Linked DNA regions of Homo sapiens: region 2 is linked to region 1. The links are chromatin loops, found by intact Hi-C in ENCODE. Cell type or tissue: testis. All regions are shown on one strand. Links, peaks and the distances in the headings refer to the core of each region. The heading gives the core; the rest is flanking DNA.

What was found. A loop is a pair of places that touch in the nucleus more often than their neighbours do. Peaks named below come from ENCODE experiments on the same cell type or tissue, not always from the same donor. Only the 100,000 strongest peaks of a DNase experiment are listed, where the experiment ranks them.
Region 2: it touches region 1 in a loop (5-fold over the local background); 103 of 110 quality-filtered maps call a loop at or near these places.

Annotation. Positions count from the first base shown.
Region 1 is chr2:25,121,462-25,123,961 of GRCh38, forward strand. It overlaps EFR3B (EFR3 homolog B), which reads left to right. Exons shown (of 23, transcript NM_014971.2): 5 at 212-333. Among named protein-coding and RNA genes, the nearest start is that of POMC, 46 kb to the right of the region's middle. RefSeq lists an enhancer at 2,433-2,500. In testis, for the core only: no CTCF peak of the experiment used is centred there; no DNase peak of the experiment used is centred there.
Region 2 is chr2:24,981,185-24,988,649 of GRCh38, forward strand. All of the region lies in intron 1 of DNAJC27-AS1 (DNAJC27 antisense RNA 1), which reads left to right. Among named protein-coding and RNA genes, the nearest start is that of DNAJC27-AS1, 13 kb to the left of the region's middle. In testis, for the core only: no CTCF peak of the experiment used is centred there; a DNase peak (open chromatin) is centred at 3,877; H3K27ac peaks cover 1,326 bases.

The DNA of each region.
Region 1 (2,500 bases), core at 1-2,500:
AAGGGCCATGGTTTCCAATCTTATTGTGCAACAGGAGAGGCGAGCGGGATTGGGAACTCATCTCCCCAGTGTGCTCTGCAAGGCCGGCCAAGCTGGCTCCAGGATGCGTGGTTCCCATGGCTTGACCATGGCAGGGGGTCTGGGGATGCCCAGCAGTGAGAAGCATGGTGGGTCACCTCTCTCGTGTGTTTCTCTCCTTCCTCCCTGATAGTTTGTGAAGTTTGCCAACATCGAGGAGGACACCCCGTCCTATCACCGGAGCTATGACTTCTTTGTGTCCCGATTCAGTGAAATGTGCCACTCGAGCCATGATGACTTAGAAATCAAGACCAAGTGAGTAGGGGAAGGCAAGGGTAGTTGGTTCAGCTTACAGCAGAAGCAACGGTGGGTCCTGTAGATAACTTCCAACCTGCCATTGCGTGTCTGCTTTTGTTAGTATCTGTGTCTGCTCTGATGTTGCCGGGCAGGTGGGCCAGCACCCAGCTCCCTACATGTGGTTTCTGTTTTTTTTTTTTTTCTTTTTGAGACCGAGTTTCACTCTGTTGCCCAGGCTAGAGTGCAGTGGCGCGATCTTGGCTAACTGCAACCTCCGCCTCCCAGGTTCAAGTGATTCTCATGCCTCAGGCTCCCAAGTAGCTGGGATTACAGATGTGCACCACCACGCCCGGCTAATATTTGTATTTTTAGTAGAGATGGGGTTTTACCATGTTGGCCAGGCTCATCTCAAACTCCTGACCTCAGGTGATCCACCCACATCGGCCTCCCAGAGTGCTAGGATTACAGGCGGGAGCCACTACACCCGGCCCCCACATGTGGTTTCTAAAGGAAAAACTGCTTGGGCCAGACAAAGGGGCTCAATGTAAGATAACAGTCCTTTGAGCCCAATTTGAGAGCCAGTGACAGAACACACATGTGTACACACACACAGCCCTCCATACACTCTTTTGTTCAGAATTATATGCATTTATACTCCAGAAACACACCCACTCACCATTAACCATCAAAATCTACACCTACCAATAAAGAGCCAAAGTTCACACTTTGGCTGATCCCAGCTGCATTCTCCACTCCATCTCCTTGGCCCTCCTGCTTGCTCGTTCCCCTCCAGCACACCACAGACACTGCCTCAGGGCCTTTGCACAGTCTGTGCTTGTGCTGGGAATGCTTCCTCCAGGGATCTGCATGGCTCACTGCATCGCCTCTGTCAAACCTTTGCTCAAATGTCCCCTTGTCAGTGAAGCTGCCCTGCACACCCCCACATGCCCACTCCTCCCTCACTCTGCCGGGGTTTCTTTCCCCTTTTAACATGTTTCATACATTACTCTCTGTGTTTCTTGTTCACCACCTGTCTCTTCCCACTGGGATGTAAGCTCTGTGAGGGCAGGGTCCGTCGTTTTACTCACGGATGCATCCCAAGCACTAACACTGCCTGGAGAGCAGTGGCACTTGACAAATTCTTGTTGAGTGAATAACAGAATGAATGAACACCCTCAGACAAGCATCTTGCCTTACGGGATACGCTTTTACATACACATACTCCAATTTATAAAAACACTTAGCTCACAGAAGCATACTTGGACATAGAAGCAAAATCTCTCAAATAAAATCACAGAGAAATTGACCAGGTGCAGTGGCTCATGTCTGTAATCTCAGTACTTTGGGAGGCTGAGGCAGGAGGATCACTTGAACCCAGGAGTTTGAGGCCAGCCTGGGCAACATAATGAGACCCCACCTCCACAAAAAATAAAATTAGCTGGGCATGACTGCACGTGCCTGTATTCTCAGCTACTTAGGAGGCAGAGGTGGGAGGATCTCTTGAGCCTGGGAGGTCGAGGCTGCAGTGAGCCATGATCGCACCCCTGCACTCCAGCCTGGGTGACGGAGTGAGACCCTGTCTCAAAAAAAAAAAAAACAATTAATCACAAAGAAATTAAAATGAATATATGCTTCCAAGGCAGTAGACCGACTCCTGGGCAGGGCCCGGTGCAACTGTGTGGCATTGTCTGGGTTCCCCCAGTCCCCGAGACTCTCATAAGCCAGGTGTGGACTCTGCAGCTGCCCTGCCTGAGTGCCTCTGGTGAGGCCAGAGTGGGGTATGGGAGGAAGGAGCCCCTCATCCTCTCCCAGAATTAGCTTCCTGAGTCACCACCATTGCAAAATGGCTATGAAGAGCCAGAGGGGCTGGAGCTGTGGGGGCATGTCCAGAAGCAGGTGTTAGGGGAGGTATAGGACCATGGCCACATATGTCTGTAACACATGCTGCCCACGCAGGCCCTGCCAAGCTGTCCCAGGGTGGTGGGGGAGTGGATGGGCCACTCATGCCACTGCACACACGTGCACACACGCACACATGCACACAGACACATGTGCACATACACATGATCTGTAGTGTGTGATGTGGTCAGCACTGTGTTCCAGCAGGATCAGGAGTTTCCTGAACATCAGGAGGAAGGCTGCTGAGGTTGGCTCCCAGCCACCAGCAGTGCCATTACACCCACAG
Region 2 (7,465 bases), core at 2,320-4,819, 140 kb before region 1:
TGGCATGGGGATGAGTCTCTCCTAAGCAATGTAAGAACCTTAGAACCCTGACTCTGCTGAGCCTTCCGACCTTCCTTATTAGGGGTAGAGGGTCTTAGTTTGGAGTCTGTGAGCATGGATATTGTGCTTCCATGTTCATATCCATGTATTCATCCTACTACAGACTATCCCAAAAAGTGTGTGGGAGTTCGTATTTTCCAAAAATGGCTGTGACAACATTTCCCATTCCATATGACCTTTTTTTATATAGTGGCAAAATACACATAACATAAAATGTATCATTTTAACCATTTAAAAATGTACAGCTCAGTGGCATTAAGCACATTCACATTGTGCAACCATCACTGCCATCTTTCCCAGAACTTTTTCATCTTCCCAAACTGACATTCCATACCACTGAGCACTAACTCTCCATTCTCTCCTCCCCCCAGCCCATGGGACCCATCATTCTACTTTTGTCTCTATTAATTTGAGTACTTCAGGCACCTCATACGAGTAGAATGGCTGGCTTACTTCACTTAGCATAATGTCTTCAAGGTTCCCATATGAAATTCTTACAGTAGGATTGAGACTCCTCTCCATAGGTCTATGTTCCTCTCCTTTGAATCTGGGTGGAATTGTAACTATGGTGTTAGTGACGTTATGCCACCTCCAAAACTAAGTCATAAAAGGCAATGCAATTTCCTTCTGGTTCTCTTGGAATGCTCACTTTTGGAATCTAGCCACCAAACTGTGAAGATTCCAGCTCTTCATGGAGAGGACCATGGAGAGAGAAACGAGCTCCCCACTCACACCCACAACCACAGCTGAGCTCCCATATGACAATCAGCACCAACTTGCCAGCTATGGGATTGAGCCATCTTGAAAGTGCCAAGACAATGAAGCAAAGATGCCAACAAGCAGTGGAATGTAGCAATAAGGAACACATAACAAGTGATATTCAGTAATATGGACAGGTAGAAAATTGTCATTAACCCCGCCAAGAAATTTGAGCTCAGAGCAAGCTGCCAATTTCTTGGGAGATATCCTGGGGTACCTAGCAGATTACTAGTAGTGCTCAAATGCTATCTTCCTTCTGTTCTTTGAATGCCAAGTTCACTTGCAGCTCATGGCCTTTGTATATAGACCTCTGCCTAAAACACCCTTCTCTAGATCTTGAGACTCTCCAGCCATACTGCTCTGGCTCCTCATAGAGAGGAGATTTTGGCACAAACCAGTGTTTCCACCTACGTATCTAATTGCAGTTAATGGCACCCAATTGCCTAATAAAAATGTAGGGAAAGGAAGGGAAAGGTAAGGAAGGGTAGCAGAGGGAAGGGGAGGGGAGGGAAGGAGAGGGAGAAGGGAAAGGAAAGAAAAGAAAGGAGGGAAATCTTTAGAGCTATGGCACAGGGCTCTACTTTTTAACCCAGCTCTCTTTAATAATTTGGGTAAATATACAGGAGAGATATATTAAAAAGTTGTGGATTGGCTGGGTGCGATGGCTCACACCTGTAATCCTAGCACTTTGGGAGGCTGAGGTTGGTGTATTGCTTGAGGTCAGGAGTTCAAGACCAGCCTGGGCAACATAATGAGACAATCACCAAAAAATACAAAAATTATCTGAGTGTGGTGGCAGGCACTTGTAGTCCCAGCTGGTCTGGGGTCAGAGGAGGGAGGATTACTTGAACCTGGGAGGCAGAGGTTGCAATGGGCTGGGATCGAGCCATTGCACTCCAGCCTGGGTGAAAGAACGAGACCTTGTCTCAAAAAAATAAAAAAGTTTTGGATAACAATTCAAAATTGCGAACAATGTTGGTTTTTGTTTTACCTTTTTAGACACAGGGTCTTGCTCAGTCACCCAGGGTAGAGTGTGGTGGTATGATCATACCTCACTACAGCCTCAACCTCCTAGCCTCAAGGAATCCTCCCATCTGAGTCTCCCAAGTAGTTAGGGCTACAGGCATATGCCACCACGCCAGGCTAATTTTGTTTTCTTTTTTGCAGAGACGACTTGCTATGTTGACCAGGCTGGTCTTGAACTCTTGGCCTTGAGTTGTCCTCCTGCCTCAGCCTCCCAAAGTGATCTAGCCAACAATATTGCTTATAATGGACAACTGAAAAAGGTTTTTTGTTTTTTTTTTTTTTTTTTTTTTTTGAGACAGAGTCTCACTCTGTCACCCAGGCTGGAGTGTAGCGGCGTGATCTCAGCTCGCTGCAATCTCTGCCTCCCGGGTTCAAGTGATTCTCCTGCCTTAGCCTCCTGAGTAACTGGGACTACAGGCATGTGCCACCACCCCCATATAATTTTTGAATTTTTAATAGAGACGGGGTTTCACTATGTTGGCCAGGCACATGTTGAACTCCTGACCTCAGGTGATCCACCCGCCTTGGCCTCCCAAAGTGGTGGGATTACAGGCATGAGCCACCATTCCTGGCCCTGAAAGAATATTTTAAATGATCATTCTGCTGCTGATTGATTATGCATACTAGCAGCTTGACTCAATTTTAACATTTTGCAGTTGAAGTCCATCAACATTACTTATACAGTACTCACATTTCTAAGAGGTATATACCTAGGAGTTGAATTGCTTTGTCATAGGGTACGTCTGTTCAGCTTTGGTTGGTACTGCCAAACAGTGTTCCAAAGTGGCTGTCAATTTACACTCCTACCAACAGTGAATGAGAGTTCCAGCTGTTCAAAATTCTCATTGGCCCCTCAATTTTGCTAGTCTTTTAATTTTAGCCTTCCTTAGACATTTGTAGTAGTATCTAAGTGTAGTTTTAATTTGCATTTTCCTGGTGACTAATGAGATTGAGTGCCTTTTCGTATTTTTAAAGGTCGTTTCTTCTTATGTTGATTACCTGTTGCACGGCACAATGGCTCAAACCTGTAATCCCACCACTTTGGGAGGCCAAGGCGGGCAGGCTTACTTGAGCCCAGGAGTTCAAGACCAGCCTGGGCAACGTTAGGGAGACCCTGTCTGTACAAAAATTAGCTGGACATGGTGGCGCAGGCCTGTGAGCCCAGCTACTTGGGAGGCTGAGGTGGGAGGATCACCTGAGCCCAGGAGGTTGAGGCTGCAATGAGCTATGATTCCACCACTGCACCCTAGCCTGGGTGACAGAGAGAGACCCTGTCTCAAAAAAAAAAAAAAAAGTACTTGTTCAATTAATGTTTTATTGAGTTGCTTATTTTTTTCTTATTGATTTGTAAAAATCTTTATATATTCTACATATATTATTTATCTATATTCTTTATCAGATATATACACTTTGCACCAGCATATTTGTAGCACTACTATTAGTAATAGTAAACAACTGGTAACAACTCATTTGTCTGGCAGTGGAGGAGTGGATAAATAGTGGTATATTCTTCCAATGGAATACTAAATCATTGCTATACAATACTATGGTACTGCTATGAATCTCACAGATGTAATAATGAGTTAAAGAAGCTAGGCACAAAAGAATATTACTGTATGATTCCAATCATATAAAGTTCAAACCAGATCAAACTAATCAATGAACGAGGAGTCAGGATTCTGGTTATATTCAGGGATAGTGATGGAAGAGGGCTATAAGGAGGGTGTCTGGGTGCAGGTCATGTTCTAGATCTTGATCTGAGTGGGGGTTACATAGGTGTATTCACTTCATGAGAATTCAGAGGGCTGCACACTAATGATCTGTATAATGCTCCTCTATAGTATGTCACACTTCAAAAAAGTTTACAGAAACAGTTCCTTCCTAATTTTCACAGGGCCTAAGAGCTAAAAACGCAGCCCCAGCCTGATGTTTCTCTCTGCTCAGGGTTTCTCGTGCTGTGCCTGTGATAGCTCTTGGTGTCCATGGAAACCAGACAGAGACAGCGTGGTGGGGAAACAAGCCAGAGGGAAACTGTAGCCAAGAAGCTTTGCGCATGCGACAGAGGAACAGACCCCCCTCCCCTGCTCACCACGAGTCTTCCCTCCCTGTACTCTCAGATCTGTCAGCTATAGCCAGTTCCCTGCCACCACGACTGTCCACCTAGGACAACTCTGGCTGTTGCTTGTCATAATTTACACCCATAACTGCTTCCAGCCCACCTTCTCCGTCACTGGCTTTCATCTTCCCCAACCCAGCAGGAAAGTTGGCCTGGCAGGGACTCAAAACAAAACAAAAAAAAGGCCTTACCTGGATCAGGGGACACTAATGCCTCATTAACCTTACTAAGGGCATAAGCCCAAAAAAGGCCTTTGAGTAGCCATGGTGAACGTTACAGACTCTGTGCATAAGAGCATAAGCTCTTTACTCACAGTAGAGTTCTCCAGATCCTTGCTCAGAGCTTATGAATCCCTATTTTAAACAGAGTTGTATCACCTTGTTATCTGATTTTTTAGGTCTGCAAAAACACAGGGTAGAAGTGAGTGGGTGAAATTCTCCCGAGGGTGCCCACGTGCCTGGCTTTGTTAAGTTTGGGAATTATTCTGGATATATCTGGGTACGAATGTGTGTATGCAAGCATATGTGTGGGGCTTCTGGGTATACTCATGTGTTGGTTATAATGACTTTGTGTGCGAGAGTGTGTGCATTAGCATTTCCTGCATCTGTCGGCTTCGTGTGTGCATATTGAATGTATGCTATATGAGGACGTTTGTGAATGAATTTGTCGTTTTGTGGGTTTATATGTGTACATGTGATCAGATGTAAAATATGTAAATGAGAATTTACACTTTTTTGACTGTAGGAAATATGACAGAGCATTTGTAGGGCTGCTTATAAGTTTATGTCTTCAAGCTAAACTGTAAGTTTGTATGTGGATTTATATAGGGATAGCTCTAGGGAAAGTTTCCAAGTCATATGGTTGAACCATATGGAATTGCCATTTTGTGGGCTAAAAATGGTTAAGTATTCTATAATTTTTGTATGATTCTAATTAATGGGTGTGTATGTACATGCGTATAAACACATACATAAATTCAAGTTAGCATAGCCCCTACACCAATTAGTAATACCATCAGAGCTGAGAAGAAGACGATCACCATGAGTATGAGATCCGGGAAGAAACTTAACATGGACCTTGAGGGAAGGATAAGATATGGAAAGAATGATGAATAATGGAACAGAAAGTTGCAAAAGGGAAATAGTGGGAAATGAGGTTGAAAGTTGTTTACCCGGGAAAGCCTTCTCTGACACTTGTTTTGTATTCACGCACCCCAAGTTTGGCTCTGCCTCGGGCTTCTACAAACCCCCATGAAGTGACTCAATGACAACACTTGTCACCCTGAACTGTAATTGTTAATCTAATTGGCTGTCTTCCCCACCAGGCAACAAGTTCACTGAGGGCAATAACTGTCTCTCTGGTTCACTTATATTCCCAACACTTAGGACAAAGCTTGGTACAGAATGGAAACTTAGCTAGCATTTGTTGAAGAAACAGATGGCTGAAAGCCAGGTCTTCTGATACAGCAGTGCATTGTCAGGCTAAGGAGTGCAACTCGTTCTGGCCAGCACATGTGACTGTCGGTTCTTTGGCAACTGACAGACATTTTGGAGAGTTGATTAACATGCACAAAACATCATTTAAAAATACTAATTTGGGAGTGGTATCAAGAATAGACAGAAGTAGGCTAGGTGAGGTGGCTCACATCTGTAATCCCAGCATTTTTAGAAGGCCAAGGCAGGATCGCTTGAGACTAGGAGTTCAGGACCAGCTTGGGCAATATAGAGAGACCCTGTCTCTTAAAAAAATAAAAATTAAAAAAAGGCCAGGTGTGGTGGCACACACCTGTAGTCCTGGAACTTTGGGAGTCTGAGGCAGGAGGATCACTTGAGCCCAGGAATTCAAGACCAGCTTGGGCAACACAGGGAGACCCCATCTCTACAAAAAATAAAAAAATTAGCCCAGGCATGATGGCTCACACCTGTAATCCCAGCACTTTGGAATACTGAGGTGGGTGGATCACTTGAAGTCAGGAGTTTGAGACTGGCTTGGCCCAAATGGCAAAACCCTGTCTGTACCAAAAAAAAAAAAAAAAAAAAAAAAAAAGTAGCCAGGCATGGTGGTGCACAGAACAAGTCACCCTATCCACTTGTGCATGCCTGTAATCCCAGGCACTCAGGAAGCTGAGGCATGAGAATCGCTTGAACCTGGGAGGTGGATGTTGCAGAGAGCTGAGATCGCACCACTGCACTCCAGCCTGAGCAACAGAGCGAGACTCTGTCTCAAAAAAAAAAAAAAAAAGAAAAGAAAAAGCCAGGGATGGTGGAACACACATGTAGTCTCAGCCACTGAGGAGGCTGAGGTGGGAGGATCGCTTCAGCCAGGGAGGTTGAGGCTGCAGTGAGCTGAGATCAACACTACTGCACTCCACCCTGGCTGCCAGAGTGAGACCTGGTCTTAAAAAAAAAAAAAGAGAGAGAAAAGAAAAGAAGGTTATGTAGGTTATGGTTAGCCATCAGAAGCCCAGTAGTTCCTAGGCATCTGGCAATAAATACCTACATGACAATGGCAATGGGAATGGACAGCAAGGAAGAGATGAAAAAACTACAATAGGAACAGCTTCTTGGTGACTGCTAGGTGTGGGGCAAACCGAGAAAGTGGAGTGAAGGCTGACCCCACGTTCTGGAGCCCGAGTGGCTGAGATGATGACAGTTACTCTGACAGAAATGAGACCCCAAAGGAGAGCTATTTAAACAGTGACAAGATCTGTTTTGAACACGCTGTAGTTTTGGATGTTGATATGGTTTGGCTGTGTCCCCATCCAAATCTTATCTTGAATTGTAAACCCCATAATCCTCATGTGTTGTGGGAGGGATTTGGTAGGAGGTAATTGAATCATGGGGGCGGTTTTCCCCATGTTGTTCTCGTGATAGTGAGTGAGTTTTCACAATATCTTAATCATTTTCCCCTTCCACAAGATATCACACTGGTCCATTACATTGATGACATTGTGCTGATTGGATCCAGTGAGCAAGAAGTAGCAAGCACGCTGGACTTACTGGTGAGACATTTGTGTGCCAGGGGATGGGAAATAAATCTAAAATCTAAAATCCCTGACTAAAAATCAGGGACCTTCCACCTCAGTAAAATTTCTAGGAGTCCAGTGCTGTGGGGCCTGTGGAGTATTAGATATTCCTTCTAAGGTGAGGGATAAGTTGCTGCATTTGGCCCCTCCTACAACCAAGAAAGAGGCACAGTGCCTAGTGGGCCTATTTGGATTTTGGAGGCAACACATTCCTCATTTAGGGGTGTTACTCCTGCCCATTTATTGAGTGACCTGAAAGGCTGCCAGTTTTGAGTGGGGTCCAGAAAGGAGAAGGCTCTGCAGTAGGTCCAGGCTGCTATGCAAGCTGCTCTGCCACTTGGGCCATATGACCCAGTGGATCCAATGGTGCTTGAGGTGTCAGTGGCAGATAAGGATGCTGTTTGGAGTCTTTGGCAGGCCTGCATCGGTGAATTACAGTGGAGGCCTCTAGGATTTTGGAGCAAGGCTCTGCCATCTTC